Regions from separate parts of the Mus musculus genome. Here region 2 is linked to region 1. The links are chromatin loops, found by intact Hi-C in ENCODE. Cell type or tissue: left cerebral cortex. All regions are shown on one strand. Each heading gives the region's core, and the rest is flanking DNA. Links, peaks and the distances in the headings are about the cores only. Region 1 holds the start of Zfp710 (zinc finger protein 710). Region 2 holds the start of Idh2 (isocitrate dehydrogenase 2 (NADP+), mitochondrial).

Region 1 (14,370 bases), core at 7,250-9,749:
GGGGAGGGGGCAGGAAGATGGCTCTTAGGATAAAAGTGCTTGCCACCAAGTCACCAACCTGAGTTTAATCCCCAAGACCCCCATGGTAGGAGGAAGGCACTGACTCCCACAAGATGTCCTCTGACCCTCAGACTTCCACATGGACACACACACCCTCCCCTACGTAATAATTTTTTAAAAATGAAAGTGAAAGGAAAAAAGAAAAAGAGCTAGGATGTAACCAGTAGTCATGCTCTTGCCTTGCAGTCACGAGACCCTGGGTTCTATTACCAGTACCGAGCCCAGTCGAGATCAGTACTTCTCAACGTTCCCAATGCTGGGACCCTTTAATACAGTTCCTCATGTTATGGTGCCCCCCCCCAGCATAAATTTTTTTCACTGTTACTTTGTAACTGTGACTTTGCTACTGTTATGAACTGTAAACATCTGACATGCAGGCTATCTGATATGCAACCCCGCGAGAGGGTTGTTTGACCCCCACCCCAAGGGTTCACAAACCACAATTTAAGAACTGCTACCCTAGAGCCAAGGGCTCCCTGGAGCTAGTGAGTACAGAAATCTTCTTCCAGAATACCATGCACATAACCTGCATGACTTCAGGTAGGAACCCCAAACCCCGACTACAAGCACCCATGTCTACCCCCGTCCCTGCAGTGACTTCAGGAGGCCTGGGACAAGGTTCTGAGGCAACTCTGAAAAGACCAAGTTTGAACCCAGAGATCCACTGAGCAGGTTCCCTGTGCGGTTTTAACTTCCACTTCTGGCAGAAACCTTACACCTCCCTTCCCTAAAAAGCCCTTTGACCTTGCATGGTTTCTTACTTCAGACTAAATCTCCCTGCGTGGCACAAAGCTCCAATACTTCTTACAGCCTACTCTGATTCTTCTCCAAAGCCCTGACAGTGCCTGAGTGCTTACTAGGGAAAAAGGAGAGCCCCCAGGAAGGCAGTTCAGGGGTGAGAGGCTCTGGCCCTCCACAAGCTTGGTGACAGCACAACGCTCCAAAAGCTAAAGGTCAGAGCGGCCAGAAGGGACCTGTGAGATTGCCTAATTCCCTGCTACGTGCCAGAGAAGTTGTTGCAGGTCACACCAGTCCTTGCCTGCAAAACGAACAACCTCCCAGTTCAGGACTCCCTAACACCTGAGCCACCTCCTTGGTACTGGGGTTAAAATGCAGCCTCAGCAAATCTGCGGGGGGGGGGGGGGGGGCAGGAGTCTGCATTTCTACCCAGCTCCTAGGTAACCACCCAGAGAACAGTAAGATTTCTATCAAAGTGAACAGACTAAGCCAGACCAGATGGTATGTGCCTGTAATCCTGACGGTGGCTGTGAACTTACGGCAGCACAAGCCTGACTCCCAGCGCTTAGCTTCTCAAGGAGGATCAGGTGTTCAAGACCAGTCAGTCTCTGAGCCACACAGCAAGTTAAGGCTATGTTAAGTTACTAAAAACAAACAAACAGAAACCCACCAGTAGGGGAGAGGCACTGTCAGCAGGACAGCTTTGCAGGTTAAGGCACTTACTGCCAGGGCCAAAGAACCGGAGTTCCGCCCCCCAGGATCCACACAGCGGAACTGACTTCCACACAACACACCATGGCATCCTTGTGCCCAAACACATACATAATAAATAAAGTAATAAAATATTTGTAAAAGCTTTGGGGCTAAACTTGTCCACGCTGTCTAGCCCCTCCCATTATTACCCATAGGGCCTTTCTCTTCTTTACTGTCTATTTCCAAAGAAAGAAAAAAACAAAGTATACCCGCCCTGGTCACAAAGCCCTCCATCCGAGCTGCTTCAGATATCCTTCAGGAACTGCCCCTCGGCTCCTCCCTCCCTAATTATTGGCTCCTATGCCTCTGAACTTTTTCCTTTGAAGCATTATAACAACTATAATTAAAGAGTATTTGTGTAATTATTCGTTTAATGTCTGTCTCCCAGACAGACGGCAAGCTCCGGAGGACGGGATAGCGTAGCGCCCAGAACCACGGATGCCCATAAACAGCTGCTGCTAGGCTCTGCTCTTTGCTGGGCTAGCACACTGGGCGTTACACCTGTGGGACATCTGCTGGGGACCTCAAAGCAGATGGTGACCGGCCGTGTGTGTGTGTGTGTGTGTGTGTGTGTGTGTGTGTGTGTGTGTGTGTGTTCCTATATGTGGGTGCATTTGTGTGTGCAGGTGCACAGAATTGCATGCAGAGGGAAGTCAGAGGGTCATTTTTCAGGCACCATCTACCTTGGTTTTTTGAGGTTAAGTCTCCTGGACTTAATAGGCTGACCAGCCAGAGAGCCCCAGCAATCCTCCTGTCTCCATAACCCCAATTCTGGAGTTACAAGTATATGCAACATAGAATTCATGTGGGTGCTGATCTTTAGCTCACAAGCACTTTACTACCTGAGCCACTTCCCCAACCCTCAACAGTACATTCCTTAGCTTTAAAATTCCCACCAGCTTAAATATATTCCAATAGGGTAGGACTGTAGCTCAGTGGTACTGCGCATGGGCAGAACCCTGGCTCTGACTCCTCCCAGCATCACCTGTGTTCCTACGTGTGCACATGCATTTAAATTCTTTTTTTTTTATAGCTCTGGCTGTCCTGGAGCTCACTTTGTAGACCAGGCTGGCCTCGACAGAAATCCGCCTGCCTCTGCCTCCCGAGTGCTGGGATTAAAGGTGTGCGCCACGCCCGGCTGCATTTAAATTCTTGTCAAGGGCAAAGAGATAGTCCTGGTCTGGTGCAGCTACTGGGGAATAATTAGTCCCTGGAAAATAAGCACACCCTTTCAGTCCTCACTGGTCACTGGTTCAGCATGAAGACTCTGCTGCAGACTGACCTACCCCTCCCCCCCCCACCGTGTGTGTGTGTGTGTGTGTGTGTGTGTGTGTGTGTGTGTGTGTGTGTGTGTATGTGTATAGCCATGGCTAGCCTCAGATCTCAGAGATCCTCCTGCCTCTGCCTCTCGTGAGTGCTGGGATTAAAGGGGCGTGACACCATCGCCCCTTGACAATCTGTCTTTTAGCTTCTCTTCCACTAACCTTTAAGGAGAACCTAAAGGCTGAAGGCTCAGCTCCATCGCAGGAGTAGAGGACTGACCACGTGATCATTTCAGGGAAGCAAAGTCAGCAATTAGGCTGCCTGGGAATGAGATACCAGCTCTGTGCCCCAGGTCAAACGACTTAAGGTCTCTATTAGGTTTCCCAGGTCACCAAAGGCGAATAGTAATGCGTTTGCCAGCACCTCTATCTATATATAGATAATATATATATTATCTATCCCATAGTCCTTGAGGGATTATAATATATATATATATATTTATACTATATATATGTGTGTGTGTGTGTGTGTGTGTGTGTGTGTGTGTGTGTGTGTGTGCATAATCCTGGACCAGAACACCTGATTCTATTATTCTCCCAGTGTCTGAGTCCAATTCAAAACCTCTCTATTGTCTTGCAGAAGTCTCCACCCTGTGGCTCCACCCATTCAGGATCCCCTCTTTCCCAACCCCCTCCTGCCTTACCTGTCTGCAGCTTGTTTGAAACAATGAATCACAGCACAACTCTGCAGCTCCCATCAATCACATCCCTGTCCCTGCCTCTGTGTGTCATAGCTGAGCTCCTCCTGGGAGGGAAATGCTTCTCCTAATGTCCAGTACATCATTCAACAAGTATTTAGGAAAGGCCAACTCTATATTAGTCTCCCAAGGGCTTAGCAGTGGACAAAACAAATAAGCAATAAATACGTAAATGAAATAATAAGATGGGGGGGGTGAAATCCATAGATAGCCATGATCTCTGCCCTACTGAACAGGCCAGCAGATCTAATCCCTGAATGGGGAACAGCTAGCAGAGGCCCTTCCTTCTTCCCCCATTCTTCTTCCCCTCTGGTCAACCCTGAATAAACCAAGCACAAGTGCAAAGTATGAAGAAAGTATCCAGGATCTAAACCCAGTAATTTGGGAACATCCTGATGACTAAACTTCTACTCTGCCATACTGCTAGACTTTAAAGAAGTCGGTGTTAAAATAGCAAGCTCTCCCAATAATTGCCCTGGCCTGCCCGGCCCTCCAGAGCAGCGTGTTCGGCATACCTAGAGAATAGGGCGATGTTACCTCAGCCTGTACACGTCCTACCAGCCCACGGCTTCATGTCCTCACAGCCATGTTCTCTGAACTATGGTGTGGCCAGGAAGCCTTGGCAGCTGTAAGGAGAGTGGTCTTGAGGAGAGAGAGGGTACTGGGAACAGATCCCAGGGGCTCAGACTTGAGCGGCTACCTGACTCCTGACTCTGAGGTCAATGTTTTTTAAACAACCTCTCTAAGGTCTTCTAGCTTTGAAATCAAAGGAATGGCTCACCCGTCCTTCAAAGAGGCCCTCGGATTCAGAACCCTTCCTTCTGGGAACTTGAGACCTAGCCCTGGTAAGACCTGAGGGATGTGGGTGACCATGCCGGAAGGAGGAACCTACACCAAACGTCGGCGCTGGTGAGGGGAGTAGTAGGCTTTTCCACCTGTTCCTTCTGGAATGCAATGGATTCTTCCTCGTAGTTTTCCAGGATCCCAATGGTTCGCAACCCTCCTAATGCTGCCAGCCTTTAATACAGTCCTGGTGACTTCCAACCATAAAATTATCCCATTGCTATTTCCTAACTTCATTTTGCTACTGTTATGAATGTAATGTAAATATAGGGTATGTGACACCCCTGCCCCAAGGGGCCGAGACCCACAGGTCATCATCCCCTTCTAGAAAAAGAAAAAAAAAAAAAGCTATGCTAGAGCCAGGCCTGGTGGCACATACTGTAATCTCAGCACTTGGGAGCTTGAGACAGGAGGATCCCCAATTCACAGTCTGTCTGGGCTAGGTAGTGAGACACTGTCTCAAAAGAGCAGCCTTGCTAGAAATATCTCTCCACCACCCTGCAAATCTAAACTAGAAGTTCATCAAAATCTCTAGTGATCCCATTATTCATTCCTCCAACCCAAAAGGTATTCTAGACCTTGTCTGTTTCCTTGGCTCTAGACAGGGAGCCTAAAATAAAATGCCTGGTTGTGACAGAAGGGATCTGAGTACAAACAAATGCCTTGTACACCATGGGGCCAAGGGTCAGCTCAGAACAGCTCGGAGAAGACAACCAAGGCACTCTAGATGACAGTCTGTCCCCACCCCAACTCACTGAAACTCTTGGCACACGGTCACTCGGGAAACCAGGCCAGATTGTCCATTCTCCCTACCCCACAGAAAGCAGCTCTACCCAGTGCCCTCTGGCAGCAGAGCCAGCTCTGCAAGGTGGCTAGAGCTGGAAGTTATCAATTCAAGGTTGTGCTCCAAGAACAGCAGGTGCCCGGCCCAGGGTTACTTGTGGGATGAGAGAGCAGACAAAAAAAAAAAAAAAAAAAAAAACACTAAGCCAAGGTCTCCAAGGTAAATGTGCTTTCAAACAAGTGAAAAGGTGATGGTCAAAATCAAAACCAGACAGGCCCATCAGCTTTGATGAGAATACACTTATATCTAAAGCCGGTAACGACCAGCTCCCCCATCTCAGGCCAGCTCCACGGATCTTTGAAGGTCCCTAGGAGGGCCTTCCGCCACCCCCCACCCCCGCTCCTGTTCCCATACACCAGTTCTTCTCTTCGGCAGAAATGAACTTTGCTTTTTTACTTACACACGTACAAAGGCAAGGCTGAGAGGGCAGCGTCAAAGCTGGCTGGATGACCCCCAACAGCACAAAGTCCTCCGCACACCTGTGGGGGAGTTTTGTGAGCTTCCGGGGTACCCACAGGGACTAGTTAAGTCTTCAGGTGGACAGTGGCGGAGAGTTTCCATTGTGAACGGAAAGAAAGGTGCTCAGAGTGCCCTTCGAAGATAGGGCACAGGGCCCGCAGGTCAAGTGTCCCCTCACTGGCAGACTGGCCGCTAAGACCGTGAAGGAACTCTGCAGTGTCCGGGTGAAAACACACCCAGACTACTGCTCGGCCTGGTCGGAACCATCACGCAGGGCGTAGAGATACATTAATGACCGTTTTGGATTAGTTAAAGCCCACACAAGCACCTCCCTGGCCTCTTAAATCTTCCCAAACTACAGTTTAGACTGGAGGGAAGCAGTTGCAGGGACCATAAAAGTCATCTTAAAAGGCAAGTTGAAAAAAAAAAAAAAAAAAGAAAGAAAACCAACAACCCGCTACGCACGAGTTAGCAAGTCCGCAGCTGGGGCGGAGGGGTGGGGGGTAGCACCGAGGCCGGCTCGGTGGGGTCTGAGAGTCGTGGAGGGAAGACCACCCGATTCGGGGGGCTCCTCCGTCTGACGCCGACGATCACGCCCCACAGCTCCGTCCAATTAGGAAAATGACCGCGAGGAGAGGGAGAGGGGGCGGCGAGGAAGGGAGGCCGAGCCACGGGAGGCTCGAGATCTGCCGTGGGGATCTGCCCACCGGTTCCCGGCCCGGGGGGTGCGCCTTCAACAGGTCGGAGACGGGGCCACCGAGGTGGGCCGGGGTCCCGCGCTGGTGACGCCCGCTGCCCTCGAGGGGCGCCCGGCACGCCAGCTGCGCGCTGAGCCCTAGCCACCCTGCCGGCCGGGCCGCGCGGCCACCCCACCCGCTCCCGGAGTAAAAAGTTTGTGGGCAGCCGCAGGGGCGGGGCGGCGAAGGGTGAAACTTTGAGTCCCGGGCCGGGTGCGGGGGGAGCATCCCCGAGCGCCGCGACACCCACGTGCGGGCCGGAGACCGCCGCCGCCGCCTCCCCGGCCTCCCACGCTACCGCCGCGCTTTCCTTTCATTTTGCTGCTTCTCTGCCTGTGCCTCTCTCTCTCTCTCTCTCTCTCTCTCTCTCTCTCTCTCTCTCTCTCTCTCTCTCTCTCTCTCTCTCTCTCTCTCTCTCTCTCTCTCTCTCTCTCTCTCTCTCTCTCTCTCTCTCTCTCTCTCTCTCTCTCTCTCTCTCTCTCTCTCTCTCTCTCTCTCTCTCTCTCCTCTCTCTCTCTCTCTGTCTCTCTCTCTCCTCTCTCCTTCCCTTCCCCCTCTCCTCCCTCCTCCTCCCCCCCTCCAGACGCCATCTCTCTCTCTTTCCCCTTCTCTCGCTCCAGCTCTCCGGCATGAGGGAATGTGGAAGTGAAAGGAAAAGACGACATGTTTGCCTGCGCGCCGCCGTCCCCGGGGAGAGGCGGGGGGCGGGTCGACCGCGGCCGCAGCGACCCACCCCCGCGCCCCCCAGCCACCCCGCCGCGGGCCGCCCGGGGGCTGGCGGGGCCGCGGGCTCGCGGGACACTCACCCTGGGTCCGGGCGCGGCTCCTCGCGCTGGGGGCCCTCGGCTGGCCGGGCCGGGCGGGCCGGGGGCTCCTGCTGCCCACCGCCCGGGTTGCAGCTGCGCGCCGCCTCCACGCGCGCCCGCCCTGCTCTGCCACCCTCCCTCCGGCTCCTCTCTTTCTCCCCCCCTCTCTCTCTCCCTCCTGCTCTCTCTCGCGCTCGCTCGCTCTCTCGCTCGCGCTCTCTCCCTCCCTGGAAGAAGGGAATGAGGCAGGGCTGACGTGAAGGGATGCTAAACAGCTCCTCCTAAGCCTGCTCGCAGAGGAAGAGAGACAGAAAAGCAGCCCTTTTATCTCTCTTTTGTTTTCTCACTTCCTTCCACCCCCCCAGCACCCCCCTCTCCTCGGCCCAAGTTTTCTTTTTCTCTTTCTACCGCAGAGAGGATTTTTCTTCTTTTCTTTCTTTCTCTCGCTGCAACTCTCCTACTCGAATTGCAAGCCTGGAGGCTTCTCTTTTTTTTCTTCCCCTTCCCTCTTTTCTTCCTCCTTCCTCCTTTATTTCTCTAAAAGGGTTTTGTTTGCTGTGGGAGTTTCGTTTGAAAATCGAGTCACGCCTTTTTCCTTCTTTTCTTTCGCCCTCTCCCTCTTTTTTTTCCCCTCCTCTCAGCAGAAAAGGGGAACAAAGATTAACAAGCGGGGGAGAAGGGAGCGTCAGAACCTCGCATGGAAATGGGGGGGCTGTCCCTGCCAGGCACAAAGGGGGCTCCAGAGAGCAGCCCCCAGGAAGTCTGGGGTGCCCTATCCCAAATAAGAGCTAATGGGGGTTGGGGTCGGGGGAGCCCGAGTGGCCAGTCCTTCCGAATACGGGTTAGGGCTCAACCTGCCCCCTCCCCAGTCAGGGGTGGAAGCTGGGGGTGCTCTTCACTTAATATATTTTTTAAGTGGGCAGATGGGACTTAGAGCAAACGTCGCCGCAGAGCCCTCAACAGTAAAGAGCCTTTAAACAGCTGTTCGCAGAGCCCTGGACGGTCAGACTCGAGGGAACGGCCCCGGCTGCTATCACCGGGACCCGGGTGCGAATGGGGTTCAGAGGAGTTCGGGGTCCCTCGCATCCTCCCCAAGCCCAGGGCCTAGGCTCGACCCCGGGGTGCACTGCTGGAGGGCGCCGAGGCGTGGTCGTTCGCTGAGGTCTGGGCCCTTGTGGCTCCCCGCGGGGCCCGGGGTTCGGCATAGCCTGGCCTCCTCCCAGCTCTGGGACAGGCCGGACACCCCGCCTCCAACCTCCCGGACACCCGCCACTCAAGAGCTGCGCCGCTCGACTCCGACGCATGGGCGGGTACGGAGCCCGCGGACAGAGCGGGGCAGTGTCGCCACCAAGGGTCAATTATTCATGGGGCGCCTGGGCGTGCTCCCAAGACCAGCTCTGTCTTCGGCTTCTCCAGAGGAGTGGAGACAACACGGGGGAAAAGTTCCCAGAGCAAAGTTGGCCACATTTCTTATTTTCCCAAGTAAGTATTGAGCACCTGCTGGATGCCTGGCCCTTGGACTGGGGCTGCAGCTGGGCGAGAAACGTGAGGTCTCGGCGGGCCCAGACAAAGCGAGGGAAGCTGTGGCTCCGGACCAGGTCACCGAGCTGAAGGGAAGCCTGGATCCTCTCCCCTCCCTGCGCTCTTCCTTCCCCTTCCCTCCTTCCTCCGGGCTGCATCTCCTTGGCTCCACCCCTTCTCATCAATTCCTCCCACACTTCCCTGCTCTCCCTGGCTTTTCACTGGAGGGTCCCTTCTCCCAGCGAGGAGCAGATGCAGAGCCCCATTGTCTCTCCCCCAATGACTGCAGCCTCCCAGGGATAGGACCAGCCACTCCTTCCCCTCCCCCCAGCCCAAAGGCCTGGGTCTTTAATGACAGGAGCCCCAAGGCCACTGCCCCTCGCCCCACCCTACACCAGCTCACGGAGCTGTGAGCAATGACTCCAGTCACTCAGAACATGATTTATTTCTGGCAAGGAGTGAGAAAACAGAAGCCAGAGAGTTTGGTTCAGCAAGAAGGACCCCGTGATTTCAGGCTCAGCACACTGGGTCTCTAGTGACCTCAGCACCTTCACCAGCCAACAGGGAATGCTGGAAGCCACAGTTCTGTCATCACCTGCCCTCTCCAGAACACCCAAGTCATATTTTCTCAAAAAAAGACAAAGTCCTCTCTGACAGTCAAATAGTCATTCAACAACCATTCGCTTCTGTGCCTGCTTCCTGCCAGCTCCCCAGCCTGCAACTAAGGACTTAACCACCAGAGACACCATCTCCTTGTTCTGGCTTTGCAAACTGGTAGGAGCCCGAGAGAGCTGGGCCTCAGTCAGGCATCATTGGTGCATACTTGTAGTCCCAGCACTTGGAAAGCTGAGACAAGAGGATTGCCAGGAGTTTTAGGCAAGCACAGACTACATATTGAATAATATATTAGCCAAGGCCATTATGGCAAGACTTTGTCTCAACAAAACTAAAAAGAGGGAGGCACAGTTGTGCATGGATTGAAATCCCAGCTTCTGGAAGGTAGAGACAGGAAGAGCAGAAGTTCAAGGTCAGCCCAAGCTATGTAGCCAGTTCTAGGCTGGGCTATCTGAGACTCCTCAAAAAAGGGGTTTGGGGTGGGGCTGGGAGAGACAACAGGTAGCTAGGTGCCTTATGAGGGCATTGAGAAAGCAACTCACAGGGGCTTGGGCAAGGCTGGCCAGCGAAGGTTTCCTGGAAATCACTTCTAGATAAATAGGGATGTGCCAGCCAAGAGCATGAGATGGAGCCAGGTGTTGTGGCACGGGTCTTTAATCCCAGAACTTGGGGAGTCGAGGCAAGCAGATCTTGGTGACTTTAAGGCTAGCCTAGTCTACATAGTTGCTGGACTGCCTGGATCTACAGACCTTATCTCAAAACAACATAAAAAACTTGGGAGAGAACAATTTGCCTACGGGGCAAGAAGGGACATTCCTCTAAACTCAAGGAACAGTTGAGTTTTAGCAGCCAGACCTGTGATACACGCCTTTAATCCCCACTCTCGGAAGAAATAGACGCAGGTGGAGCTCTGACTTTGACACATCCTGGTCTACATAAGGAGTCCCAAGCTAATCTAGACTTTGTAGAGAAGTCCTGTCTTTAAAAAGAAAGGAAAGAAAGAAAAAGAAAGACTTCAAGTACTTGGTGTAATACAGAGTACAAGCTAGGGAGTGAGGGAGGTTATGGGTTGTGGGCACAGGTAGTGGGACAGGGTTGGTGGCAAAGAAATAGTCTGTTTATTCCTTTTCACTTGCCAGCTTCCTGAACTTCCAAGTGACTAACAGGAAATAACTTAGACCCAGTGGCCTGCTTTATAGAAATGGAGGTAAATAAAAGAACTATTCTAGCTACTTAGGAGACTGAGTCAGAAGGATCCAAAGTTGAAGGCCAGCCTGGGCTACAAATGGAGATCATGTCTCCAAATAAAATGTAAAAAAGAGGGCTGGGAATACAGCTCAGAGGTAGAGCACCTAACTAGCATGCTTGAGCCACCAACATAAATATCTAAGTTTAAAACCAGATTGGACTACATAGTGAGGCCCTATTTCAAACTATTGAAGAGAGGAAATAAAAGTGTGTGTATGTGAGTGGGGCAGGGGTAGATCTAGGGCTTGAAGTGTGTCTTGTGTGCAAATGCCCAGACTTATGGGCCACATATTAGTGGCCTTTGAATCAACCACAGATCTCTTCTATAAGACAAGGATGCAAATCTCTGCTTCCCAGTGTGGATCAAGGCCTAAAAGAGCCCACACCTTTTGTGCTATTTGGTGCAATAAGCACCAGCCACACATAGTAGCTTTTATTCATTATTACTATGAAGTAAGGGAGTGGTGGGGAGGTGTCCTTACAACCTAGAAATGAGAATATGGGGTGAAACCAGAGTGACTCACAGGCTACAAAGGCAAAGAACCAGCTGTGGCAGAAACATTCCTTCAAAGATGCCTTGTGTCCCAGTGGGTGGCTGGAATGGAGGACACCTACATCTGCTCCAAGGTGGCCAGGGTGTCATCTCAGAAGTATGACAGCCTGATTGCTGGAGTTCTAGGCCTGCCTGGAGAACCAGTAGGAATTCATTCCTGGAGGATGGGCCCTGTGAAATCCGCAAAGGTTCCTAAGAGTAGGGAAAGAAACAGACTCCAGTGCACACAGGGAGGGAAATCTTGAGTTTCCAGAGTTCAGTTAAATCTCTCCAAGACTCCTCGCCCTTTACAAGGGTCCTGATTCTAGACACACAGAAGACAAACATCACAACAATAACGTGCCCCGTGGATCCAGGGAGACACAAGTATGTAATAGTCATGATGGCTATTATGCATTTCTATACTGCAGTTTATTTTATTCAAGTACTGGGAATAGAATCCAAGGCTTCCTACATGCCGAGTAAATGTCTCCAGACTACCTCTCCTGCCTACAGGCCCTTCTCTGCATGTCTCCAGAGTCTCATAGAGCTCGGGCTGGTCACAAAGATGCTATGTAGCCAAGACTGACCTTGAATTCCTGGTCCTTTTGACTTCCTGGCCCAAGTGCTAGGATTACAGGTTTCCACCAATACACGTTGACTTTCTCTTTCTTCATAGCACAAATACATTGTGATAAAAAAGCCCATAGAGAGACATTATGTTTTAGTGGCTAGGCATTTCATCTTCCCGTATTTACATGTAAATCCATATGACAAAACTACACAGAATATACATTGTTAAATAACTGTAACATACACACACACACACATATATACATACACACACACACACACACACATATAGCTAGCCTGCTATGGTGGCTCAGCCATTAAGGGGCTTCCTGCTCTTGTAGGCCCCAAGTTTGATTCCCAGCACCCACATCTGGCACCTCACAACCACCTGCAAGTGCAGCTCCAGAGGACCCAGTGCCCTCCCCTCCGCTTCTGCCTTCTGCGAGCACTTCCATGCACATGACATACACATGAACATTCAGAAAAAAAAGTTGGAAACTATACAGGAAAACAATTGTCATCAACACCTCCCCCCTTCAAAAAGCACACATGCATATACCATATACACATATAAATAAATACACATATATACACATATAAATAAATAAAATTACAAAAAAGCAAATGTGATTTTTAAAAATAAATTTAACAAAATTGTATCACTTTACCGAGTTGACACCAGTTTGATCCAGTAATATGTTATAAATATCTTGTCCTGTCTGTAAACACTGTAGAGTGACATTCATAACAAATCACACTATCTCATGGTATCTTTGTATATATACAAATTATTGGGATATGCACAGATTTTCAATGTTACGAAACCCCTATGTAGCGGGCACAGTGGGGGTGCAAGTCTTTAATCCCAGCACTAGGGAAGCAGAGATAGGCAGATCTCTATGAGGTCCAGCCTGGTCTACAGAGTTAGTTCCAGGACAAAAGAAACCCTGTCTTGAAAAACAAAACAACAACAAAGAAAACTACTATGATAAACTTTTTTTTTTTTTGCTATTGTTTCTGTTTTAAATAGCTACAATTAGCCTTGATTTTAGTTTTGGAATTGGTTGATTTGTTTTGTTGGGATGCAAGCATACCATGGTCTTCTACAGTGTAGGCCCCTTGGATGGAACTCTAGGCATCAGGCTTGGCTGCAGTCGCTCTTATCTGCTGAGTGTCATCAGCTCTAGTGTCTTTTGAAACAAGATTTTTACTATGTGTCTTGGGCTGGCCTTGAACTCATTATACAACCCAGGCTGGCTGGGACTCTCAAGCTCCTCTCGCCTCTAATGGAATAATAAGCATAGTCCTGACCAGATGCAGTCGTTTTTGTGCCTGGCTTACACAGCACTTTATCATAGCTAAGCCAGAATTTGCAGCTAAGGTTTCTGGTTGGGTTTTCTGTATGTGGCCTGGTTCAGAGGAGCAGGGTCCCTCAGTATCTTCTCTGTCTTTGTCTCTGTCTCTCTTTCTCTCAGATGGGTCTCATGTAACCCAGGCTGGTCTCACATTTGCTGTATAGCTAAGGATAACCTTGAAATCTGAATCTCCCTGCCTGGGCCTCCCCCTCTGAAGTCCTTCCGGGATCACAACTAGCTTCCCACTATCTTTCTTACCTGTTGCCTCCCTGGGAGAACCTGTCTGGGCAGATGCCCCGCCTCAGTAACATCTCAGTAACTAAAGTAATTAATGTTCATTTCTTGGCTTTGCTAGAAAGAATGAAATTTAGCAGCTAGTGACAGAACATACCAGACACTGTATCTTGTAAATTGTGAAAGCCCATTGGTGCCAGGTGATCCCAGTGAGGGCCAAGCCCAGATGTTACTGTGTAGCTAACACCCTGATTTACTGTAAGCAGAAGAGAATCTTCCAGATTGACACTAGAAAGCGATCAGCTGTTTCTATTACAAGTAACACATATAGGCCTCTTTCCAGCATTTCAGGACCCCAGAGTGGTCTCTCCTAGGTAAAACTGGAAGATAGGTGTGTTTTAAGATTCATGAATCAAAAAAAGGTTTATGAATCCTCAATTTCCTGAGGGAGGAGCGGTTATCTTTCAGGCCTTGAGTTTGAGGGGTCCTATAAGCCAGGAAAAGAGATGGAGTGTACCCTTCCCCTATGCCCCGACTACACTAACATCTATTAGAGTGACTGACGCTATGGGGAGATTAACTGGTGCTTAGTAAGACCTGTGTCTCTTGCCAGACATGGTGGCACACACACCTTTGATCCCAGCACTGAAGAGGCAGAGGCAGACAAATGTCAGAGTTCGAGGCCAGCCTGGTCTACACAGTCTCAAAAGAACAACAAAACAAACAAACAAACAAACAAAAACAAAAGGACCAGTGTCTTCCATAGGATAAGCCAGTGGAACCTTTTTTAAATCTATCAGCAGTATTTAATTGTAATATCTAATATTCCATGTTTTCTTAGCTTTTGGTTTTTCCAGCCAGGTGTTTCTCTGTGTAGCCCTGGCTACCCTGGAACTCACTCTGTAGTCCCAGCTTGAACACAGAGATCCACCTGCCTCTGCTGCCTGAGTTCTAGGATTAAAGTGGTGGGATTAACTACCTTTCTCATGCTTTGAAATTTGGTTTTTAAAATCAAATCTCCCAACTAGCATC
Region 2 (14,370 bases), core at 7,154-9,653, 89 kb before region 1:
ATACATGTGATGGTATGTGTATGATGGCACAAATGTATAGGTTAGAGGTCAACGTGCAGAATATTTTATGATGGTTTGATTAGGAATGACTCCCATAGACTCATGTGTTTGAATGCTTGGCCTATAGGGAGTGGCACTATTAGGAGGTGTGACCCTGTTGGAGTAGGTATGACCTTGTAGGACACTGCCATGCTTCCTGCCATGGTGATAATAGACTGAACATCTGAAACTCTAAACCAGCCCCAGTTAAATATTGTCCTTTAGAAGAGTTGCCATGAGCTGGGCGTGGTGGTGCACGCCTTTAATCCCAGCACTTGGGAGGCAGAGGCAGGCGGATTTTTGAGTTCGAGGCCAGCCTGGTCTACAAAGTGAGTTCCAGGACAGCCAGAGCTACACAGAGAAACCCTGTCTCGAAAAACCAAAAAAAGAAAAAAAAAAAAAAGAAGAAGAGTTGCCATGGTCATGGTGTCTCTTCACAGCAATGGAAACCCTATCAAAGACATCCACCATGTGGGGCTTGGGGCTCAAATTCAAGTGGTTAAGGCTTGATAAGCAGGCCCCATGACCCAGTGAGCTTTGTTTTGTTTTGTTTTGTTTTGTTTTGTTTTGTTTTTCGAGACAGGGTTTCTCTGAGTAGCCCTGGCTGTCCTGGAACTCACTCTGTAGACCAGGCTGGCCTCGAACTCAGAAATCCACTGCCTCTGCCTCCCAAGTGTTGGGATTAAAGGTGTGTGCCACCACGCCCGGCCCCAGTGAGCTTTCTTATTGACTTTCTTTATCTTTCTTTTTTTTTCCCCTTTCTCTTTGTAGCTTAGGCGATCCTGGAACTCCTTATGTATTCTAGGCTAGCCTTGACTAATCCTTTGCCTAAAGTTTACCAAGTACTGAGATTATAGGCCTATGCCACCACACCTGGGTTTTCCTATCCCAGATAACAGTGCTGTGAGCAGTCTCATATTCCGAGTCTCCTTATACCTAGAGATTATTCTTTTGGCATCAAACCCTGCAGGCGAAATGGCTGGATTCCAGAGTCCATGCATTTCAAGACGGAGGGATATTATGGGATTACTCTGGGGTTGCTGTAGCAGCCAAGCACTCTCTGTACCATGTTCAGTATATTTGGAAATGACCTGTTTACATATCTGTCTCCCCCACACCCCTGACGATTAAGGTCCTCTCAGGAAGGAATGTGCCCTCTGTTCCATCCCTACGTCATACTTGGCAAGTCTCAGAGGTCCAGTAACCCTGTGTGGGGCAGCACATGCCTCTGTGTGCCAGACAACATTTCAGCACTGTGCTGGAAGCTCATTTAGCCCCCAGAGAACTTCCCAGCAATTAGCACTGTTAGTCCCTATTTGCAGCTAGGAGACTGAGGTTGCAAGAGGCTGTGACTCACGGCAGTGAGACCCTAAGGATACAAATTCCATCTGCAAGTTGGTAGAAACTATGCTCTGGCCATCTCCTGCCAACCTCATTATGTTGCATCTGGCCCATGTTAATGGCTTTCAACTGTTTCTCGTTGTTTGATTCTTGCTCTCTGAATGTAGCAATGTTTAAGATTAATTTAAGCAAGCTGTAGAACAGTTCATGAAATTCACTAGTATCCCAGCATCTTCTCCCAGCACTGAGTGGTCATCCAGAGGCCTTATCTTAAAAGAGCATCAAAACAGACAGTAACAGCAAATTCACCCTTAAATCTGCTTCTAAACCCCGTTGTTGTCCACTTTACAAAGTCAGAAGCAGAGACTGGAGGGTAGCCCAGTTGGTAGAGAGCTTGCTGAACGTGTGTGAGGTTTGTGGTGTCTTGAATATGCTTGGCCCTTGGGAAGTGCTACTATTAGGAGTTGTGGCCCTTATTGGAGAAGGTGTAGCCTTGTTAAAGATAGTGTGTCACTGGGTGGAGGTGGGGTGGGGGGGTGGGGTTGAGGTCTCCTCCTATATTCAAGCTATGTTCAGTAAGAAGAGACCCTCCTCCTGGCTGCCTGGGGAAGACAGTTCCCTTTTGTTGCCTGCAGATCAAGATATAGAACTCTCTGCTCCTTCTCCAGCACCATGTCTGTCTGCATGCTACAAGCTCCCACCTTGATGATAATGGACTGAACCTCTGAACTGTAAGCCAGCCCTAAGTAAATACTGTCCTTTATTAGTAGAGTTGCCTTGGTTGTGTTGTCCTGTCAGTGCAATGGAAACCTAAACTGACACAAGATTTGGGGTTTGATTCCCTGGAGCCACTGAAAGCAAGAGGGTGGGGCACAGTTAACATCCCAGCACTGAAGAGCTAGAAGCACGAAGATCAGGAGTTTGAGCCTATCTTCAGCTACAGCGCCAGTTTGAGGCCAGCCTGGGATACCAAACCCTATCTTAAAATAGTAGTAATAATAATTGTGCTGGAGAGGTGGCCTAGCAGGTAAGAGTATTTGCTGCTCTTGTGGAGGACAAAGCTTTGGTTCCCAGTACCCATACGTGGCAGTTCACACTACCTGAAACTCTAGTTCCAGAGGAGTTGATGCATTGTTTTGGCCTACCCAGGTAGTACGTCTACATACATGCAGGCAAAGCACACATATACATAAAATAGAACAAAAAAAAATTAAATTAGTTAAATCTTTAAACATATAATGAAAGGTTCGGGTGCTACTGTGCTTGCTGCCTGCTAAGGGCCTCATACTAGAGAGGTCAACCGCTTCATGAAACTTCTTACAAGGTCAAAATCTCATTCATGACAAATGGCCCTCATGATGTAATTATGTCCCCAAGATACTACCCCTAAATACCATCACTAAGAGAATAAATGTACAACATCTGAATTGTAGGGGCACAAGCACACAGGACAAAGCATCTACAAGGCAGAAGCCGAGTTAAGCTTCGGCAGGGGAAAACAGCTCTTTGACTTGGTAAGAGGCCTGGCAGGCACAGGCAACAGGGCTAACCAGCTGTTCTTGTATTCGCCCATGCTGGAGCTCCTGCAGGTATAGAGAGCTGCAGAGTGCCTGCTGGAGCCAGGCTTCAAGGATAAAGTGCTGGAAACAGGCACAGGACAAGCTGTGGAGATCACCATAAATAGCTCCCTCAGCTATCAACACTCGCCTCCTGTTTTCCACTTTCTAATAATGGCGTTCTTCAGCCTTCCAGGGGGAGGTCTGACTCACCCTGACTCCTCTCCTGCCTGGCTTGCATTCAGGCAGCTGCTGCACTACCTCTGTGGTCCTACCTTTTTTTGGAAGTCTTCCAGGACTCATGTCGGTCCAGTCTTTGGACCAGGGACTCTGATCTCACTTCCAGGTGTGAACCCCTGCCTCCCAACACATCTCTATAGTCTGCTTACAAGCACACCACAGAACACATGTAGTGTAGGCTGGACAGAGCTTGAGACACCCACTTTGTCACACTCTTGGCGGGTCTTCCATCCACATACACACTTACCAGGGAAGCTCCTCCATCTCAGAGGACCTTCTCCATGCTGAGTGTCCCATGCGCCATCAAAACTCCTCATGGAAGTAGGGTAATCTCAGCTTGGGAAGTGGAGGCAGGAGGATCAGGAGTTCAAGGTCAGCTGGGCGGTGGTGACGTATGCCTTTAGTCCCAACACTTGGGAGGCAGAGGCAGGCAGATTTCTGAGTTCGAGGCTAGCCTGGTCTACAAAGTGAGTTCCAAGACAGCCAGGGCTACAGAGAAACCCTGTCTCAGAAAAAAAAAAAAAAAAAAAAAAAGGAGTTCAAGATCATTCTCCAATACATAGTAAGTCTGAGGCCAGCCTGGCTATGTAAGAGCTTATTTAAAAACAACAGCAAATAACAATAATAAAATGTAGTAATAATAATAAAAGAAGCTCCTCTTGGGATTCCCTTCTTGTCCCTGGGTCTGTGACGACTGCACCTGTACATAGGATTGTGGAGATAGAGTAATTTTTGTCCTTCCTCCAAGAACTTGTATATAGCATAGATTCAATTGTGAAATGGAGTTTAACTTTTAAAATGTGGGGCTAGCTGGGTGTGGTGGTACATGCCTTTAATGCCAGCACTCAGGAGGTAGAGACAGATGGATCGCTGTGAGTTAGAGGCCAGCCTAGGCTACAGAGTGAGCTACAGAGAGAAACCCTGTCTTGAAAAACAAACAAAAATAAAATATGGGGCCAAGGAAATGACTCAACAGGTAGCGGGCTGGCCATGCAAATGTGGGGACCTGTGCTGACTCTGTAGAACCTACCTAAGGCCAGTGCACATCTGTAACTACAGGGTGTCTGTGATGAGATGGGAGGCAGAGGCAGGAGAATGCCTGTCAGCAGAGGCAAACAATAAAGACACCCTGCCTCAGACAAGGTAGCAGGGGGACAACATGCAAGGCTGCCTTCTGATCGCTTCACTCATGATGTAGCATGCATTCTCCACCGCTCACACACAGGTATGAGTACACACATGCATGAATGCACACACATACACATATGCCCAGCATTCCAATTCATTAACCTCAAATTGCAGATTCCAACCCAATTTTCTTTAAACATCATGTGGTTGTTTGAATATATTTGGCTAAGGGAGTGGCACTGTTTGCAGGTATGGCCTTGTTGGAGTAGGTATGGCTTTGTTGAAGGAAGTGTGTCACTGCGAGTGTGGGCTCTGAGAGCTTCCTTCTAGCTGCCTGAGGATGTCAGTCTTCTCCTAGTGGCCTTCAGATAAACATGTAGAACTCTCAGCACCTCCAGCTCCGTGCCTGCCTGGACATTTCCATGTTTCCACCTTGATGATAATGGATTGAACCTCTGAACCTGTAAGCCAGTCCCAATTAAATATCCTAATAAGAGTTGCCTTGGTCATGACGTCTGATCACAGCAGTAAAAATCTAACTAAGACAATCATCATCATCACGGAAAAACTTTCAGGGTCTAAAATGTCTGTGTGGGGCTGGAGAGATGGCTTGGAGGTTAAGAGCTAACTCTTCCAGAGGACCTGGGTTCAATTCCCAGACCAATATGGCAGCTCACAACTGTCTGTAACTCCAGATCTGCATTGTCTTCTGGCTTTGAGACTACCAATCATATATGCATGTGGTACACAGACACACATGCAGGCAAAACAACTATACACATAAATTAATAATTTTTAGAAATTACCATGGCCAGGAGTGCCCAACAAGAAAAACAGAGTCCCTAGTTTCTCTCTTCTCCCCTTAAGCAAATATTGGGGTGTCAGCCAGATAATTTGGTTTGAACTACATCCTGGCCATATGACTTGAAATGGTGTCCTTTCCACTCTGAGCTCTGCTAAACCCAGCTGCCTCACAGATCACTAGGAGTGATCTAGTCACTCCTAGGAGCAGGCAACAAGCTGGGCAGTTTAAAAAGTGACCTTGCCAGCTGCACAGTGGTGGCCCTTGCCTTTAATCTCAGCACTGGGGAGGCAGAATTAGATAGATCTCTGAGTTTGAGGCCAGCCTGATCTATATACCAAGTTCCAGGATAACCAGGATTCTACAGAGAAGAAACCCTGTCTCAGAGCGACAAGAAGCAGAAGAGGAAGAAAAGGAAGAAGAAAGTGACCTTGTCTCAACTGGTTCTAACTGATGCTGCACTTAGAAGGTTTGCCTGGGATGGTTCTAGAAACATGAAGACTTCTGCCTTGGTCCGCCCGCAGACACTGAGGCTGGGTAGTGACTTGGCAGAACTCTGAGACGGAGTCTGCTATGTAGAAGCCCCTTGTGCTTCAGCAGCAATCACAGAGGCAGTGCAGGTAGCTGACCTTCATCCATACTCTAACTGGTCTAGAAAGATGCATAGGAAGTCTGTTCTCCGACCTTGCACGTGTGGATCCTGGAGTCCAGGGGTCTGGTATTTCCAGGATGGCATGAAAGCCCAAGTCAACAACCTCTGTGGTCTTTACCGGTGTTTACACAAGAGAACTGGGAATCTCGTAGAAGGGCTCTCAGACTGTTCTGGAACATGCTGCCCCAGGCCAGACTTTCCTATTCCTTTCCTCAGTCCCTGGAGGGACCCAGATGTCTCTCCTTTGCATATACTCTCTGTACTGGATCCCAGAACCAAATCTGTGACTCGGATGGATTGAGACTCCAGGAGGGAAGCTTTGATGTTGGCAGTTCAAGGCCACTTTCCTGGCATAGCTCCACCTGACAACACTGTGAAGCTGGGTTGGGAAGCTGGGAGCACAGGGCAGAAAGGTTGCTCTCATCTGGAGTGAGTTGGTGTGACTGGGAGAGCTGGGGTGGATTTGTGATATTTGATACACAAAACCCAGACTTCAGTGACCCCTACTTCAAGAAAATGAACAGTGATGGATTTAGCTTGTATGTTTCTGTTTGTTTCCCCACGCAAACAGGTAAACTAGGAGCTGTTGGGCTGGGTTGTGGATGGACCTTTGCCTAGGATATAGGAGACATGGGCTTTCCTTCAGGGCTACATAACTACTAGCATAGAATATAATTAACTTGGGCAGTGGTTGTACTATTGAAGGATGAACATACCTCAAACCTTTACACACAAATGTCACAGAAGTCTCCTGGCAGGCACTCTTATGTCCAGAAGAGACAGAGTCGGCCATGATGAAGGACTTTGGGGCTAGGAGTTTGGCCTAGTCAGGAGCAGAAGGAGGATTTCCAGCCGCCCCCCCCCCCGCCCCGCCCCGCAGCGTCTCATATAGCCCAGGCTGGTCTAGAACTTGGTATGTAGCCTAACTTCTCATCCTCTTGCCTCCACCGTACTTGGCATTTCAACTCTCGATCCTGGTTAGTCCACCCAACTGGACGCTACCTGGGGGAGACCCAAGTTGCCATGGTCTAGGTTCAAGACGGCAAAGCTTGTCATTGTCTTGATGAAAGCGCCTCAGGTCCGTCGGTCAGCTAAACGCAAAGGACGCAGGGGACTAAGGCGACGTGTCTGCAGCTGACATTCTAACGGAAGCGGGGAGTCTTGCAGCCGTGAGCCCCCGCGGCCCGATGGGTCTCCCCGGTACCTGATGCTTTGAGGATATATGGAGGCTCCCAGAAAGCGCGGGCTCAGCACTGGGGCCGCCTGAGCTCTGGAACAGGCCCAAGGGTGTCGAGCAGGCTCCTGCCCTGGCGTGGACCCGCCTTCTCCCGGGTGAGACCCAATGGGGCGGCAGGTTCTGCAGCTCCGCCCCGGTTGGGTCCCAGCCACCAGGGCCAGCCTAGAGTCCCCACCGCACAGCCCGGTGCAGCGGCGTGCTCGGACCTCGCGTGCTCGGGATGGCCGGCTACCTGCGGGCTGTGAGCTCGCTCTGCAGAGCCTCGGGCTCAGCGCGGACCTGGGCACCGGCAGCACTGACTGTCCCCAGCTGGCCGGAGCAGCCGCGGCGCCACTGTGAGTGTCGCACCGGGGGGCGGGCTCGCGTGCAGCGCTGCGACGTGGCGACGTCCCGGGAGGGGGACCCTGGAGTGCCACTCGCGACACGCCGGCGGTCGGGGAACAGCGGCGTGCGGGTTACAAAGGGCCGGGAGGTGGCCTTACACCGAGCTCCCGCGCCCCGCGCGCCTGGGCCGCTGCAGGCGCAGGGGTGGGGACCCAGGGGATAGTGGCAGCTGGTGGCCTGGGGCGGGATTGCTGGGTCCTATCAGGGCTGGGGTTCTCCAGGTATTCCGGGGGAGCATTTCCAGAGGTACCTGGACCCAGGGTGGGGTATCATGACTGCCTTGGGCCTTTGGAGGGGACAAGCGACCAAGAGGGGCTGGAGCGGCCTGCTGCAGCCCTAGGCAGAGGAGGGTCACCTCGCGCTCCCGGCTCAGACAAAGGCGAGGAGGAGAGGCCTCCACTTCCCCTTCTCTCCAATCCCTGCGTACTCTGGTCCCTCCTCTCCAACAGGCCCACGTCAGCTATTTTTGGAACCTTTACTCGACAGCTGGAGGAATGTCCTTCCATTTTTCCCGCTTTTGTTTCTCTGCCACTCCCCCACCCTTCGCTGCGCAGGACGCTCAGTCTGGGCCCTCTCCTGGCCCCTTGCTGGGCCAACCACGAGCTGCTGCATGTGAGTGGGTCCTGCCTGGCATACAAGCTGTGGAGACCTGGCACTGCACGCATATTGTCATTTTTCTGCAGTCAGTCGTTCCCATGAGATCTCTGCGTTGCCTTCAGCTTACTTCTTAGACGTGAAGGCGCAACTCCGGACAAAATAATCAGGGTTTTAGAGTCTCCATTACTAACAGATTGCCCAACCTGGCATGTGGGCATCTTTCATACCCTTGCTACTCAGCGCCTTGCTACAAAAGGCACGGAACAATGTAGAGCACTTGGTGGCCTCTTTTGATGCCTGTTGCCACGGAAATTCTATCCTGACCTGGCTCAAAACCCCTTGGGGTTAGCCAGAGGAATGAGGAAGAGGGGGTGGGTTTGGCTATGGGGTTTGTTCTGGCTAGAGTGGTAATCGTTAACTCACCGTGGGAGCAGCTGACCGAAGCTGGGGGCCAGGAGGAGGGAGAGGGCGGGGCCCTTGACACTCCCCTTTGCCAAGGAGAAAGGGACATACATGTTTTTGTGTTCTTGGGATCTGCCTCTAACCTCTGAAGCCCCATCAAGTGCCTCAGGCCTTCAAGACCCACATATGGCAGCTTTGCAGCAAAATATGGTAGAAGTTAAAGGCACTCAGTGGTTTTCCTCTTTTTCATCTTTTCTCTCTTTTGAGGAGTCTGGTAAAATGGTAATACCAAAACTAACTAACTAACTAACTAACTAACTAACTAACTAACTAACAAAACTACCTTAAGAAACTGCACTAACAAGAAAATAAGGCTACTTTGGGATCCTGAATTTGGATACTCATTTTGTTTATTTATTTTGGTTTTTTGAGGCCAGGGTCTCCATTTTGTCCTGGCTGTCCTGGAACTCGCTGTGCAGACCAGACTGGTCCAAGCTCCGAGATCCACTTGTTTCTGCCTCCCAAGTGCTCGGATTAAAGGCATGAGCCACACACCCCCACCCCTAATCTGGATACACATTTTAAAAAGCAGCCAGTGGAAGGTCCTTTCTGAAGGTCTCCAAGTGGGGAGGTGATTAAAACCAAACCAACCAACCAACCAACAACATCCAATGTCTTTGCTGTCCCTTGGTTCCCACTTGCAACTTCCAGCAGCCGCTTGCTGGCCCCTCTAGGACCTTGGGAAGAGATTCGGCCTCTCCAGAGGACAGAGCATTTACTTAGACTCCCTTTATTCTACTCCTGGTTAGAAACTTTGTCATTTCCTCACCTTAACTTTTTAGATAGATACTTAAAGACTCGTTTATTTTTATTTAACTTGTATCAATTCCCCTGAATTTATGTTTGTACGTATGCCACCTGTGACCCTATTTGCCCACAGAGGCTAAAAGAGGGAATTGGTTTCCCTGGAACTACACTTATGGATGGTTGTGAGCTGTCATGTGGGTGCTGGGAATTGAACTTGAGTCCTCTATAAGAACAGTAAGTGCTTCTTAATTGCTGAGCCATCTCTCCAGCCCCATTTTGAGGCGTTCTTGGTGGCTAGACCAGGAAGGTACCCTGCCAGTCTTGTATACTTGCAGGGGACAAATAGTCCCAGTATCCAAGAATAAATTATTCAGTGGCTGATCATCAGGGTTTAAAAAAAATCATTTATTTATTTTGGTTTTTCGAGACAGGGTTTCTCTGTATAGTGTTGGCTGTCCTGGAACTCACTCTGTAGACCAGGCTGGCCTCGAACTCAGAAATCTACCTGCCTCTGCCTCCCAAGTGCTGGGATTAAAGGCGTGCGCCACCACTGCTTCGCCTTTTTAAACTTTTAAAACTTTATTATTTATTTTGTATGTGTGAGAGAGATAGGTGGGGTGTGTGTGTGTGTGTACTTGCTACAGTACATGTACAGAGATTAGAGGACAACCTTGTGGAGTGGGCCTTTTCCGTTTCCCTTTGCCCACCATCCCACAGGCCCTTTGTCAAGTTTTGCAGACCCAGGAATTAGTTCTTATCTGTTCTTCTGTGAGCCTTGTTTCGACCATAGCTGGGAAACTCCAGGTGCCCATGCCCATCTCTCAGAACTGGTTTCGGGGCTTGTGTTAGAGCTACAACAGCGGTTTCCAACCTGTGGGTTGTGACCTCTTTGGGGTTGGGTATCAGATATTTCTATTATGATCCAAAATAGTAGGCAAACTTCCAGTTATGACGTAGCAACAAATAATCTAATGGTTGGGGGTCAATGCAACATGAGGAAGTGTATTAAAGGGTCACAGCGTTAGGAAGGTTGAGAGCCACTGCCATAGAAGGACTTGGCTGCCCTAAGTTTTTCACCTTTAGCTGAGGCCTCATGGGCTCGCTTTATCTGCTTTGCTAGATTCTGGGCACAGCTCCTTGTATGGAGTCAGGGTCTGTGGCTTGCTTTGGAGTCTTTACTGTATAAAATGTGTCAGAGTCTCACATGTGGCAAGCAAGTGCTCGCTGATAAGTTTGCAGTCCCCAGCTCTTTCTAAACTTTATTTTAAACTGGTCTTACTAAATTGTTCTGGCTAGCTTTAAAACGTGTGATTCCCCCTGCCTCCACCTTCTTAGTAGGTAGTATTATAGGCATGTATCGTCACACCCGGGTGTACCCCTCTCCCCCACCCAGAGATTCACAGATGCTAGCTAGGCGTGCTTTCAATCACTGAGTCACACCTCCAGCCCAGATTACAAATACTCATCTATTCTGTGAGCTGTTCTGGGCATGATGCCCATCACATGAGAGAGAATGCTGCTTATGTATGGCAATGGCTCTGGACAGCAGGAATGGAGGGAACACGTGCATCACAATAGGAAGTGAGTCCAGGTAGCCCTGATATACATTTACCCTTCCTTTATGATGTTAGCGTGTTTTCTTCCTTTTGTGGGTCAGATTCCATGCAAGATGTAGCGGATGGAGCTGGGAATGGGAGCGGGGAAGAGTTCTGTCTTTGGGTTTTAATTCTAACAGGGAGGAGACTGGCACCTAAAGAGTTAGTTGGCCAATGTGACACATAGAAATGGACTAAGGATAGGGTCAGAAAGATGCACAGTGGAAAAGGCACTTACTGCCAAGCCTGGTGACAGTTTGATCCCCAGGACCCATGTGGTGGAAGGAGTTGTCCTTTGACCTCTAAAGGTTCTCTACAGTGCACTTGCACACCAGAGTACTAGCTGTAGAAAATATTGAAAGAGCTAAGGAGAAGAAACAAAGGGTGTAAGGTGTATGGGATGGTTTGAATGGGGCTGACAGGAAAGACCCAAGTGAGTGAAGCTGGAGCCTGGGAGGAAGCTAATGCTTTAGATACCAGAGGAGGGAGGGGCCTGTAGGAGTCTGGACTGCTTGCACTGTGCACTGAGGTCTGGGGCAGGGGCAGGTTTTCGTTTTCTAGGTGTCCACTGTGGATATTGGAGTATATTTATATTCCTTATGGAGATGGGGGTGGGAGGAATCTGTGAGATCTGTGTTTTCATTTGCATTTTTTCTCAGTAGGACAGGGGCGTGGACAAATGGACCCGAGGGCTCCTTTCTGCACCAGCTTTTTTTTCTACTGCTGATGCCATCCGTTAGTGTGTCATATCTTACAGAAACGCCTCTCTGGCTGGGTGGTGCAGCCTGTGCTATGGAGTAAGTTCAAGGACAGCCAGGGAAACCCTGTCTTAGAAAACAAAAACCAACCAAACAACCAAACCAAACAAAACAAAAAAAGAAAAAAGAAAAAGAAAAGAAAAGAAAGAGAAGAAAAGAAAAGAAAAGAGAGAAAAGAAATCCCACTGTGATAATTCGTGTGGTGGACAGTTTCAGCTTCCAGTTCATGGTCTTACATTTACGGTCACGTGTTCCCCAGGCTAAGCTTTGAACTTCCTAGTTGCTGAGGATAACCTTGAGTTTCTGATTCCTCTGTCTCCACCCTCCTAAATGTTGGCATTATAAACGTGTCCACACACTCGGTCTTTGCAATGCTGGGGTGTGCCCTCGACTTGTAGGCCTTTTTTTTTTTTTTTTAAGATTTATTTATTTATTATATGTAAGTACAGTGTAGCTGTTTTCAGACACACCAGAAGAGGGCATCAGATCTCATTACAGATGGTTGTGAGCCACCATATGGTATCTGGGATTTGAACTCAGGACCTTCGGAAGAGCAGTCAGTGCTCTTAACGACTGAGCTACCTCTCTAGCCCTCCTTGTAGGCCATTTTTGAGGACTTTGAGTGAAAACGAAAGTCCTATAGGGTTTCACAGGTGTATTGCAATCAGATTTATGTTTAATCTATTTTTTACTTAAAATTTTTAAATTTTTATTTATTTAATTTTATTTTATTTAAAAATTTTGTTCTTTGATGGATGCACACCTTTAATTTCATCACTCAGGAGGCAGAGGTAGGCAGATCCCTGTGAGTTTAAGGTCTACAGAGCAACTTCTAAGACAGCCAGAGAAAGAGCGCGCGCGCGCGCACACACACACACACACACACACGAACGAGTGCTTGCCTGTATGTGCATTATGCACGTCTGGTGTCTGTGGAGGCCAGAGGAAGGAGTCAGATTCCCTGGGAATCAGGTCCAGGTCCTCTGCAAGAGCAACCAACTGTTGAGCCGTCTCTCCAATCAACAGAGATTAATGTTTATGTGCATACGTGTGTGTGTGTGTGTGTGTGTGTGTGTGTGTGTGTGTGTGTGGTATGCATGTGCTGGTGCTGGCTAGGCTGGAAGAGGGCACTGAATTTTCTAAATGGTAATGAGCTGACAGATGTGGGTGTTGGGAATCAAGTTCAGTCAGGTCTTTATTTCAAAGTCATCTCAGCTGCCATGTTTTATTTATTTATCTTTTACAACAGTGGTCATGGGACCTAGGCCCTTGGGAGATTCAAGCTGGCTGTCACTTTGGAAGTTTTCAGAAAGGCATGGGTACTGCTTCTAGTGTTCACATGACCCTTATCTTCTTCCTCTCCCTCCTGACATGGGCATACACAAGCTGTGGTGTCATTTTGGAGGTCAGAGGTCAACCCTGGATTTCATCAACTCCCTCCTTATTTGAGACATTTTCTCTTCAGGTTCTCCACTGTGTGACAGACACCTACTGAGTCTGGCTTTTTTATGTTACTGATTCTATTGTGGTTCACTTTACCCTCCCCCCCCCCCCCGCCCCGCCCCCGCCCATTTCTTGTGGTTTGGTTGATAGCCCTTAGTCTCTTTGAGATGGGCAGAGCATGGTTTGTTTGCAAAACTAAACAACAGAAAAAGGTCTCAAGTCCCGGAGACCTGGGGAGCTCTAGAGGGTGCAGGTCAGGCCTGGACCAGGGAGGCCCTCGTCAGCCCAGCTCTGCTTGCTTCCAAGTGTCCGGAGTAACTCATTCTTCAAAACAGGCTGTGATCTAAGATGGAGTGGGGTGGGTTTAAAGTCTTACTATTTTTATTTTGGTGTAAATATTAGCCATGCCAACTTTTGGTTTTTTTTTAGAATATCTTTTTCCCTACATTGCTCATGTGTGTGTGTGTGCATGCCTGTCACACACAACTTGCAGGAGTTGGTTCTTTCTTTCCACCAGGTAGTTCAATCAGGTGTTCAGGCTGGGATATCTCTGGCCCTATATCTTTTATCTAGTCTTTGGCGTTTTCTTTTTATTTTAACGGTATATTTAAATGTATTCTTTAACAAGTTTCTACATCCATACAATGTATCTTGATCATTGGTACCTTTCCTCCTGCCTTCCACCACCTCCTCTCTTCAGTAGAGTTCAGCGTTGTTACTTTGTAGCCATTGCCGCAGACATCTTCAGAACGTTTTTATCTTGCAAAACTGAAACTCTGTAGCTACGAAACAGTAATTTCCTAGTTCTGCCTCCCTTAGCCCCTGGCAGATAAGGTTCCACTTCTCTGTGATTTAATAATGGGACCCCGTTTAGTAAACCTCTATCTCCAAAAGTATTTACATTACAATTCAAAACAGTAGCAAAATTACTGTTATAAAGTAGCGATGAAAATAATTTTACCCGTAGGGACCACCACAGCATGAGGAACTGTGTTAAAGGGTCTCAGCAATAGGAAGGCTGAGAACCACTAACTGTTCTAGGCACCTGTGTAAGTAGAATCCTACACTATTTGTCTTTGTTTCTTTTGAGTCAAGGTTTCTCCGTGTAACCCTGGCTGTCCTACAATGCTTTGTAGACCAAGCTGGGATTAAGGGCGTGAGCCACCATGCCCAGCAAAACTGTCATGTTTTATGTTATATACTGTCATTAGGGCTCACCTGTGTTGAAACATGTGACAGGATTTCCTTTTTCCTTTCTTTCCTCTTCTAAGTCTGAATAGTATTTCACAGACGTACAGACTACATTTTATTTATTCAATCATTCACTCATTGCTAGACACCACCTTTTGCTTGTTGTGAATGATAACAGGCTGTGTGAGCATCGTTTTC

Evidence for each region. Hi-C counts contacts between places; a loop is a spot of excess contacts. Peaks named below come from ENCODE experiments on the same cell type or tissue, not always from the same donor. Only the 100,000 strongest peaks of a DNase experiment are listed, where the experiment ranks them.
Region 2: a loop joins it to region 1, with 3.0 times the contacts of the local background. A loop is called at or near these places in 2 of 42 quality-filtered maps.

What each region holds. Positions count from the first base shown.
Region 1 is chr7:80,019,374-80,033,743 of GRCm38, reverse strand. Zfp710 (zinc finger protein 710) reads right to left here and starts at 7,516. Exons shown (of 5, transcript NM_175433.5): 1 at 7,261-7,516. In left cerebral cortex, for the core only: CTCF peaks have their summits at 8,607 and 9,510; DNase peaks (open chromatin) are centred at 7,473, 8,572 and 9,534; H3K4me3 peaks cover 1,819 bases; H3K27ac peaks cover 2,012 bases.
Region 2 is chr7:80,108,122-80,122,491 of GRCm38, reverse strand. It overlaps Idh2 (isocitrate dehydrogenase 2 (NADP+), mitochondrial), which reads left to right and starts at 7,142. Exons shown (of 11, transcript NM_173011.2): 1 at 7,142-7,330. The coding sequence starts at 7,216. In left cerebral cortex, for the core only: no CTCF peak of the experiment used is centred there; DNase peaks (open chromatin) are centred at 7,339, 7,871 and 8,263; H3K4me3 peaks cover 1,322 bases; H3K27ac peaks cover 1,489 bases.